Linked DNA regions of Homo sapiens: region 2 is linked to region 1. Evidence: chromatin contacts called from ENCODE Hi-C or POLR2A ChIA-PET data. All regions are on one chromosome and are shown on one strand. Each heading gives the region's core, a stretch centred on a gene start or an enhancer-like site at or near the end of the contact. The rest is flanking DNA. Distances are from core to core; before and after follow the strand shown. Region 1 holds the start of MAP2K6 (mitogen-activated protein kinase kinase 6). Region 2 holds the start of WIPI1 (WD repeat domain, phosphoinositide interacting 1).

What was found. A loop is a pair of places that touch in the nucleus more often than their neighbours do. ChIA-PET counts read pairs that join two places held with the same protein, here RNA polymerase II (POLR2A). Pooled maps may share reads with other maps.
Region 2: a loop to region 1 is called in a pooled map, with 4 times the contacts of the local background. The contact joins the promoter of WIPI1 here to the promoter of MAP2K6 in region 1. A Hi-C loop is called at or near these places in 4 of 50 pooled maps. POLR2A ChIA-PET finds 5 or more read pairs at or near these places in 2 of 52 experiments (BJ and activated T-cell).

The regions. Positions count from the first base shown.
Region 1 is chr17:69,411,921-69,417,397 of GRCh38, forward strand. MAP2K6 (mitogen-activated protein kinase kinase 6) reads left to right here and starts at 2,777. Exons shown (of 12, transcript NM_002758.4): 1 at 2,777-3,080. The coding sequence starts at 3,065.
Region 2 is chr17:68,455,486-68,460,962 of GRCh38, forward strand. WIPI1 (WD repeat domain, phosphoinositide interacting 1) reads right to left here and starts at 2,011. Exons shown (of 13, transcript NM_017983.7): 1 at 1,857-2,011. The coding sequence starts at 1,936. It also overlaps a transcript of PRKAR1A not described here. RefSeq lists silencers at 1,751-2,430, 2,167-2,453.

The sequences.
Region 1 (5,477 bases), core at 1,527-4,026:
CCTCCTAGTACCAATGATACCACGAAGACTGGCAGGAAGAAGAGCACAGGTACCTCCTCTTCCACCACCCACGTATGTGGGAGAGGAAACTTTTGAACACCAAGGCAGGAAGAAGAACTTTTTCTTCTGGGAACCAAGACTTCACAGAGAGGTTGAGTTCCCTGTCATCCCAATTTCCTACTTGAAATTCAGGATACATTTTTCCCAGAAAGAAATATGATACAAAATTTTGCTATTTTTAAACGGATGATTCAGCCAATTTATGGATGAGAGGTGTTTTGTGTATGCATGTGTGCTTGTGTGTGTATATTAGCTGCTGAACATATTGTTGGTGCTATGGGAAAATGAATTGCAGATTGACTTTCAAGCTACAATCCATTTGCCAGCTGTGGACTCCGCACGCCTATGCAGAGAAAGTAAGAGCAGTAATGACAGTGGCAAAATGCACCAGACAAGTTGTGATTAGAACTCTTCCATAAAGAAGGGAGTCTGGGGCTACTTAAGAGCAATGCAGCTGACCACATAAAATGCAAATTGAAGCAAGCTCTAGGTGGCTGTTCAGGCCCTGCCTGGGCTAAGCCAGTTTACAGAAAGCTCCAGCAGCTATCCCAGGGCCTGGCTCCATCAGTGTTTGGGAAAGTGAACTAGATTTTCACACGTGTCTCCTGGTTAAATGAGACTTAGGAAACCATGCTGGTTTGAGGGGGTGCTGAGCTTGTGTGTATACGATAGGAGGGAAGGGACAACATGGATTAGCCTAGAAGGACAATAAAAGAGTTAGAAAGTCCTTGCACCTGTGTTCACAGACCAGCAATGCCTTCCTCTTAGGGGCAGAAGCTAATATGGAGATTAGATTGCCTTCACTAATTGTCAAGAATGTCAGTAAAGGGGACCAACTTAAGTAAATTAATGTTAGTCTCACAACCTATTGCATATTTAAGATTTGATTTGCTGGTTTGCAGCTGAAATAAGACGGCTTCCTTCCCTCTAATGCATCCCTTATGCAGATGGTCCTGGCTTCCAGCATCCTAAATACAATTCCAATAGTTTTCATTAGTAATCATCAAATCTAGCTGAATCTTCTTTCAAAGTGCCTCTTTTTGCCTTTCACTACTGACCTAACCTATCTCTAGCCTCTCCCAGTTCCAACCCACCTTGATTGCTGAGGGCAAATTTACTTTCTTAAAACAATGCTTGGATTAAGTTACGCCCCTTTGCAAGACCCTTTCACCTCCCCGCAAGTACCTGCAGAATAAAGTCCAAACCTCTAGCCCACCTTTTAAGGCCCTGTGGAGTCCTCACCTGTAAATCTCCCCCGCCCTCACCACTCCTGCACACAAGGCAACAAGGTCTCCTTGGCAGCTTCTGAGTAAGGTTGTCCTTATTTCTGCCACAGTGCTTTGTCCACACCTCCTTGAATTCCTCAATTCCTCCCTCTGTCTTAAAAGAACATTTCTGAGTCTGTCTGCTCCATGAAGTATAAGTCCGAGCTCATTTTTGCCCATGCCCTGCTCACTCCTCTCCATTCCTTGCAGTGAATTGTGCTAAGCATCTCTGGCTTCCTTGTGAAAAAGGTGATGCCGTTCTCCATCAGGGTGCTGTGTACCCACTATGTGTGAGCGGTACAGAATGAATGAACATCCCAGGGCCCTAGAAAGGCGCCTGGCACATCCTGGACACTCAACAAGTATCTTTTAATTTTAATGAATAAATTCAAGATATTCGACTGTATTCATTTTCCACCCACTTTCCCCCTAGGCCAGGGACTCTCCTCCCAGGTGAGAAAAAATCATCTAGATACCTTAATTTTGATAAAGTTAGCGTTGATGTATAAAAAGCAGAACTTCCTCTGTAACCCTGTGAGAAATGAGAAGCCTCCAATCTTCTTCCCCACACCTACCCCCTACTGAGTTTCGGGTTCCTTGGAAATAACTGACCTGGATTGTTTCTGACAAAATAAAACTTTGCATCTTCTCCACAGAGCAAAGGTAACCTTACCTCCAGCCAACCCAATCATCCATACATTTTTCTTACTAGAAAAAATGTTTTTAAAAATGGAGGTGTGGCCGGGCGCGGTGGCTCACGCCTGTAATCCCAGCACTTTGGGAGGCCGAGGTGGGCGGATCATAAGGTCAGGAGTTCGAGACCAGCCTGGCTAAATGTTGACACCCCGTCTCTACTAAAAATTAGCCGGGCGTGGTGGCGCATACCTGTAATCCCAGCTACTTGGGAGGCTAAGGCAGGAGAATTGCTTGAACCCGGGAGGCGGAGGTTGCAGTGAGCAGAGATCGCGCCACTGCACTCCAGCCTGGGCGACAGAGCGAGACTCCCTCTCGGGAAAAAAACAACAACAACAACAACAAAAAAACCCCCAAACAAACAAAAAACGGAGGTGTGAGGGTAAAACGTCTACAGGCAAGAACAGCACAACAGGTGCTGAGCTGCAAAATCAACACACTAAACTCCCAAACAGACCTTCTCGACAAGCCAAAAGCTCTTTAGCTAACCTAATATTCTTTAGCTGTTGTTTCAGAGGCTTTTCGAGAACAAAACTGCCGCCCCGTCTTGGCCTTGCCGCTTTTCACCCATCACTCTACTGAGTGTGTGTCTGACTTGTTTATCTGGACGCAATCTTTGTCGCACCCAGTTATCTCGCTCAGCGACCGGGGCGACCACGTTTCCTTAAATCAGAGCCCCGTGGACTCCGCCGGAGAACTACATTACCCAGCGGCCTTCGCGCCCTTCGCAGGAAGGACGTCTGCGCACTAAGATACTCAGTTCCAAGTTTGGAGCTTTTAGCTGCCAGCCCTGGCCCATCATGTAGCTGCAGCACAGCCTTCCCTAACGTTGCAACTGGGGGAAAAATCACTTTCCAGTCTGTTTTGCAAGGTGTGCATTTCCATCTTGATTCCCTGAAAGTCCATCTGCTGCATCGGTCAAGAGAAACTCCACTTGCATGAAGATTGCACGCCTGCAGCTTGCATCTTTGTTGCAAAACTAGCTACAGAAGAGAAGCAAGGCAAAGTCTTTTGTGCTCCCCTCCCCCATCAAAGGAAAGGGGAAAATGTCTCAGTCGAAAGGTAAGAGGCTGTTTGCATTAGTTGCAAAAATGCAAAGGGTTGTGCATGCATTTATGAATGCATGGATGCAATTTTCGCCTGGCGAGTGCATTTTTAAGTTTGAGGTTTTCCACAGCTCAGTTGCATTTCCTGTTTAGTATGTGTCTTTTTTTGCAGACACAGAGAGTTCCTGTAAGGCAGGGCTTGCAGTTCAGCTGTGCATTGACGTTATTTGCATTCTTCTGCTAGGATTACTGAGCTCTTTTTGCCTTTTGCACAGTCAGGAGAGACAGAGCAGGTTGGTAGCGTCTAAATGTGCAAGGCTTTATATAATTGTAAAATTCTTTACTATGCACAGATATTGTAAGTAATTTTGTATGCAACAGGAATAGAAACTTTTAAAAACTCTATAGGTGAAGATGAAAGGTAAAACTTGAGTTAAACTACTAGGAAATTAATGTAATCTTATATTCTTTGGGGGAAATAGACCGTTGCGGTGCCAGTATTTAGCTAAATTTCCATTGATATCGCCTTGAACATTAGGTAACTTTTGATTTTTAAAGGAAGTAAAGGTGAAGGGTGAATAACAGCATATCACAAAAAAGCAGACGAGTCTTGCTCTTCTGAGATTTTGCACTTTACACCAATTGCTTATTGGCTCGCAAAATTTAGAAGCAGCAGTGAAGACCTAATGTTTTATGTCTGCCCATTTGGGGGATGCTTTGCATCTTGGGGGAAAATATTGGGGGTAAAACTGTACTTTTAAGCATTACAGTAGTGTGAAGGGACTGCACTGTTTCATTGACAAGCATAATGAAATATTTTAAGTGTGTAACTGCGTGTATTTAGTCAGCTGTAATAGGTTGGAAGTTCACGTTATGGTTGTTTTCTTTATGTTCTTTTATTTTCTTTTCTTAATTTTTGTTTTTAAACACAGTTGTATTTTGCAGGCTTAATGTCACCCTGGGAAGGGGATTTAAAAAATTCCTGATATGACATCAAAGAGCAGACTAGGTGCTGTCAGGTGCCCCTGGGACCCCAAGTCACTTGTTTCAGAACAATTGTTTCTTTACCATAGAGAAAGCATATGCCATATGAGAAGTATGGGATGATGAAGAGAGGTGTTAGATACTATTGAATTAGGCTACCCGGGGCACTCTTTGAGTAAGACATGGTGAAATTAAAGGGTCTAACAAGCTTTTTGCTACTTTTTTGGGAGGGAGTGTGGGGAGTTGTTGCACCGCTTTTTAATTCTACCTGATGGGAGTCATATATCTCAGCAGCCCAAGAAGGAAGTAGTAATCTCAAGCATTCAAAGTAGCACTCTGCTTTTCTTTGAGTATTAGGGGAGAATGGAAATCTGAAAAGTTAAGAGTGCTGAAGAACCTAGGAATTGACATATCAGGTGGAGATGTTCCTCAAGTGGGGAAAACCTAAAAATCTCCTTATTGAGTAGAGAAATAATAGTTCAGAAGAGGCAGTCCATGCTTTGATGTATTAAAGAGATGGCATTTAGTTACTTTGTATTTGGTAAACATTCGCTCATTCATTCAATTCAGTTTAATATATGTGTAATATATTGTGATATGCATGTATATACATATGTATGTGTGTATATATATGCATGTATATGTATGTATTGTGTGTGTATGTGTGCACATGATTTAGGGACACACAAAAATATTTAAAATGAAGTTTTTCCTTCGGGTTGGTGAAAACAAGAATGTAAGGAAATCATTATAATACAAGATAATAGGACAGGTATTGAAGAGAAATGGTGCTATTGGAGTTTAAAAATGGAAGTGATTTATCTATTTGGGGGATAGTCAGGAAGGTTTATGAAGAGGGTGGTGTTTACTGTGATCTTATCTTTGGACTTTAGGGTCTAAACTAAATCAGGCTCCTTTTTGCATATTTTTGGGCTCACTATGAACGTGGCTCCCTCTTAGTAGAGCCAGTTTTTGAGTTGAGAAGCCAAAGGAGATATTAGCACTGCACTCTTCCCTATGGATGTGTTTACAATGGATCAGGTACTGGTGGTCCTTCAAATCAATTCCCATTTACCCAGATGAGTTTTCTTAATTGGATTCTGCTTGGAAAGTACATCTGGAATGAACATGGGGTTCTTGTCCGAAAGGAAAATTATTGGTAGAAAGAAGTGGGTGATCATTTTAGAAATGGCAAAAGAGCCAGCCGCCTTGGCCTGGACTTTAAATGTGGAATTGGCCTTATTCAGCTACGCTATTCTCAAATGGCCAAAATACTTTTTGCAGTACCAAACTTCTTTTTTAATATTCTAACCCAAGAAATGGGAGGAAAAGTGAAAAGTGGATACAATCTCATAGTATTGAAGAATTTAACAATATGTTCAATTCAAGGACCTTTACGAACTTTCTAGATCACTATAATTCGGTTTAA
Region 2 (5,477 bases), core at 761-3,260, 960 kb before region 1:
ATTCAGCCTACATTTATAGAAAAAGACATGGCAATACACCTAAATGTATTCAGTAAGGGGCTTGACTTATTTTAAAATCCAATGTCATACCCTCTGTGGCTCAAAGCAACTGACTGTGACAAGAACTTTTATTTATAGGCAAGGCAAAGCTGCCCAGCAGAGCTTCCATCCAAGAAAATAAAACTAACAGTAGGGAGTAAGGAAATTAACTTTCAAAGCACCCTACCGTTTTGAAAATAACATTCTTATTCAATTTCTGTAGAAAGCTGGGACTTTGCGTTATTTAATGGCTAGAGTATAAATTAACACCCTTTTTTGTCAAATCTAATGATGTTACAAAGCAGAATTTAGAACATTTACTACTTACAAGCAAACTAACCCCCTTTCTTAACTTGTGTTCAATTGGGAAGGAAAACATCACCCAGGCATTTCAACAGCCATGCCCTCTTGCAAAATGTTTCTTACAGAACATCAGGATTTTATCTATACCAGCATTTTTATAAACTGCAGGTCTCAACTCATGAGTGGATCCTAAAACGCAATTCAGTGAGTCACAAGCAGCTTAGAAAAAAAGGACACAGAAAATTGCACATGATATTTTGTGAATAGTGTATGTGTTATGGGTATTGGGTGATGTTGCAATACATATTTCGTATTGTGGATTGTGGTCAAGAAAAACTTGAAAGTCACTCAAATAACCAAGCTGTAGAGCTACTCGATTACATGATTACACATATGGGTTTTTCAAACAAAGGCATATTGTTCAGCACCGGGTGTTTTTAAACAGAAACATAAAGGGAATGGAAGCCAGGGTGGCTAATGGTACATAATGGCCTTAATTACACCACTGAAGGATCAATATTAGCGTAGCTCAGTCACCAGCAGCCAAGGCACAGAAACTGGTACAGCAGGAAGTGGGAAACTGGGAATCGGTCATCCCCGCCTGATGCTCAGGGTGCACATTCCAAAAAGATGATTCCATATGGTCCCCAGGGCTCGCTTCCATGAAAATAGGGAAAGAAACAGGCGTTTGCCTGTAAGTCACAGAATCCTGCAGATGCCTGAAACACACTTCAGCCCAGCTCCCTCTCAAAGCCCAAATGTGAACATCGAAGTAAAACATTAAAAATCCACTCAAAAACAACAGGGTGGAGCTCCTGTTTCCTGGAGAGAAAGCAGTCTGCGCCCGGGAAAAGAGTCTTGGACTCCGAGAAGGAGATCCTGCCTGGCTGGGTGGGCGATGTGAAAACAGCCAAAGAAATCCAAAGGTTTCTTCCATCCAGAGCGGGCAGGCACGATGCCCTGCGTCGGGGATGGGACAGGGGCTGGCCTGGCCGCAGGGATAGGCTGCCTCTTTGTCCGAGGCCCTGCCCAGATGCCACGTTGAGATGCTCAAGGACAAATGGGAAAGTTTTTCCTGTACTCTCATCTTCCTGGGCCCCAACTACAGAGTCCTGGGTCAACTTGCAACTTCCTCTCCTTTCTCATCTCTTTCTTTTGGCCACTGTCTCTCTTCCCCAGACACCCACTTTGGTCACTGGCTTTCCCACCGCCCTGCTCCCCCCATATTCCGTGGCCCCCGCAGCCCCACCACTCCCTTTGCGAACTCCCTGCTTTCACCCTTGGCCCAACCTTGTCGCTCTGGGAGGACACTGGGAGTGGGGTGGGGTGGGGGGTGCGGCAAACCCCACTGAAGGGGTACGGGGATAACAAGATCCCAATGCGTCCGAAGCAGACACCGGCCCTCCCGCCGAGGCCGCCTCGAGGCGGAAGCCACAAGCTGCTCTCAGGACGACACCCCTGGGTCCTGACACTCTGTCCCCCACCTCCCTGGCAGGGGCCGAGTCGCAGCTTACGTGCAGTCCTGGTTGAAAGAGAAGCAGCTGAGCGCCGACTCAACCCCGCCCGGGGGAGCGTCCGCGGCCTCGGCCTCCATCGGGGGCTCGGCCCGGGAAGCCGCAGCTCGGAGCCGGCGACAGCCACCTCAGCAGCCCGCCCGCGCCGGCTCCACGGGCCGGGTCGCCGGTCCTGCCCCGCCCCTACCCCGCCCCGTCCCCACCCCGCCCCTACCCCGCCCCGTCCCCACCCCGCCCCTACCCCGCCCCGTCCCCGCCGCGTCCCCGGCTTCGCCCCGCCCCTTCTCGCCCCTCCAGCTGGTCCCGAGGACCAGAGCACCTGATAGGGCGGGGCCCCTGCCTCCGGCCACCATTGGCCACGAGCCCAAGCCACGGCTGGCGGGCACCGCCCCCCTTGGCCAATCCGTGGCAGCTGTGGGCGGACCCGCCCGGCTGGCGACCCGCCCCTGGCTTCGTAACGCGGCTCTCCATTGGACAAAGGCGCGTGACGCAAAGGCAGCAGGCCCACGTGGCGGTGTTTTCATTGCCGGAGCCGCCCAGCTGGGAGGGAGAGGGAAGAAGGAATGCGGCTGGGGCCAGATCTGCTGGTTTCAGTCCGGCAACTGCGTCGGGGCCGCCGCAAGGGTGACAGGAGGACGCGCTAGTTCCCACCCCGCCCAGACCCCTTGCCATGTGTAACTCTGCCTATTAAACTTACAGAGTTTAGCAGAGAGCGTTAGACTCCAAAGCCCCACCCTTTTGTCGAGTCCTCAAGCCGCATTGAGAGAAGCTCCTGAAATGGGGCTGCCTCAGCCAGAGAGATAGCAAGTTATCTTATCCATTGCCGAGCGGTTGAGAACCCTCACTACTTGCCAAGCGCGCCGTACTATGTATGTCATCTTGAATTCTTATAAAACTTGTGTGGAAAATACGATTGTGCTCAATATACAGAAGAGGCAACTGAAGCTCCAAAGCTAAACAATTTGTCTAAAGTAACAGTAAATGGTAGAATGTCTGCATGTCTGCTTTCAAGACCTGTGCACTAAATAACTGCTAAACAGTAATTTGCAAAAACAACGTAGCACCTAGCATGCGAGATTCTAGGTTTTCTAACCAGGACAGAAATGACTGCAGCATTTGACGGAGCTGGAAGGTGGGGGGAAGCACCTTTGATCTGAAAAGTTACAAAAATGGCACAAAGTATCTAAACAAGACCTATCCGATCCGCAGCTGAAAAAAATGAAAGTGTGTGTAGGGCAGTGTAGTTTATGAAAGGGGTAACGTCTTGAAGATATAGCACAATTCAAAACTCACGTAATTCGAGATAAACCTTAACAAAGAATCTCTTTTTAAAAGCTGAGTACTGTACATGTTCCCATGCGGAATTACTGTCAATACGGTTTATGAAGCAGGAGCTCTGCCAGCTTTGGATTGTATAACTGCTGATGGATTTTTAATTCATTTTTTCAAATTTTGAGATGATATTTTAGTTATTGTTATATGACAGTCTCTCAAATCAGCATAATTCAAATTTATTAGGTTGGTGCAAAAGTAATTGCGGTTTTCCCCATTTCCCACTTTTAATACCCAGTTTATGACAAAGCTACTTTTATGTATGTGTATATATATATATATTTAACCTTGGACCTACAATAGATGAACAAAGGGCACTATTTCACCTAAACCTTTCTGGTTGGATTTCCGGTTTGTGTTTTCTGAGATGCAAATGTAACAGTTTCTTTTCTCAACTTTATTATTTTTTTCTCTCCACTGATGTAAAAAATAGTTCAGCTCATAGATTCACAGATGTTATTGCTCTTTGGCTGATTGTGAGGTGTTGTATAAACTATCAGAAGTGAATGGAACTGCTGTTTAGATACTTTGTGCCATTTTTGTAACCTTTCAGATCAAAGGTGCTTCCCCCCACCTTCCAGCTCTGTCAAATGCTGCAGTCATTTCTGTCCTGGTTAGAAAACCTAGAATCTGGCATGCTAGGTGCTACGTTGTTTGGAGAATTACATGAAGTGTACCATAAAGTTTTTAAAGTGTAAGCTGTTATTATCAGTTTGTTATTAAGAGTTTGGACTTTATGGGATAGACCTGGGAGCTGGTGTTAGTTTTTGAGCAGGAGTGTTTCATGATAAAAAAGCAGTGTCTTTGTCAGATAAACTTGGCCAGGGTGTGCAGAACAAATTAGAAGTGGGAAAAGATCTAGAAGTCTTTAGGGGACTAATGTGAAATTCTGGAAGTAAAGGGACAGGAGAGACTAGGCTAAAGTGATGAAAACAAGGCCAGAAAATTAGACCAAATCATAGAGTTGTTTTCAGGCATTGCTGTCCAGTAGATAAAATGAGCCCCAAATGTGAACTCCACATTGTAAATTTCAGTTTTCTAGAAGATACATTTAAAAAGGTAGAAATAGGCAAATTAATTGGAATAATATCATTTATTTAATCCAATGTGTCAAAAATATCATTTCAATATAAAGATAATCAATATAAAGTTACTAATCAGTTAATTCAGGTTTTAATTTTTTTTTTTTTTGAGACAGAGTCTTGCTCTGTCACCAGGCTCACTGCAACCTCTCCATCCCGGGTTCAAGCGATTCTCCTGCCTCAGCCTCCCAAGCAGCTGGGACTTCAGGCCCCCGCCACCATGCCCAGCTAATTTTTGTATTTTTAATACAGACGGGATTTCACCATGTTGGTCAGGCTGGTCTCACACTCCTGACCTCATGATCCACCTGCCTCAGCCTCCCAAAGTGCTGGGATTACAGGCGTGAGCCACCACGCCTGGCCTCAGATTTTAATTTTTTTTTAGAACTAAATATTGAATATCCGGTGTGTATTTTTCACTTACACCATATCTCAGTTCACATGAGCCACATTTTAAGTGTTCATGTAGCTGGTGGCTACTTTATTCTCAGTAGAGTCTTGAGGGACTAAATGACAGGCATGGCAACTGATGGGGAAGGGGGAGGGGCAGGGAAGAAGAGGGAAGAGTCAAAGCTGATTTCATGGTTGGGAAGGGGAAGCCCATTGGGTTGCTTTTAGAAACTAGATCTTCAGTCAGGTATTCAGGAAGTTGTATTTCATTTCAGACACTTTAAATCAGCAGCAGAACTGCATGCTTACTGGAATCAAGGTTTGGATCTAGAGCTATGGCCACGGGAGAAAAATGGTCACCTTCCCAGCCTCAGCCTTTCCTGTGAATGGTCCCCCTTATATGTTTCTTTCCAGGCTAATGGTCCATTATGGCACCAGCCATGTGGAAATAACATCTCAGGGCTGCCTCATCTGATTTCATTTTTCCCAAGACAATATGTAAGTCTGTATTTTTATATAAATCTGTGCCTATTTTATTAAAAACCTGTATTTGTAGGTAAATTTAAAAAATGATGAAAACTAATTCTTATTTTCAAAAAGTACCTCATAAGCTAAACTAAATACATCAGCTAGCTGGATGTGGTTTGTGGAGGGCTGGTTTGTGATTTCTGTTAGAGGTGTAAGCAGCCACTTTGAAGAGCTCCACCCTCAAAAAATTTCCCAGAAGTCCATTCATATAAAAAGCCAAGGGCAAGGTTATAAATAACTTAAGAGGTGCTGAATCCATTTAATGTCAGGCTGGTTTTTCTTTTTTAAC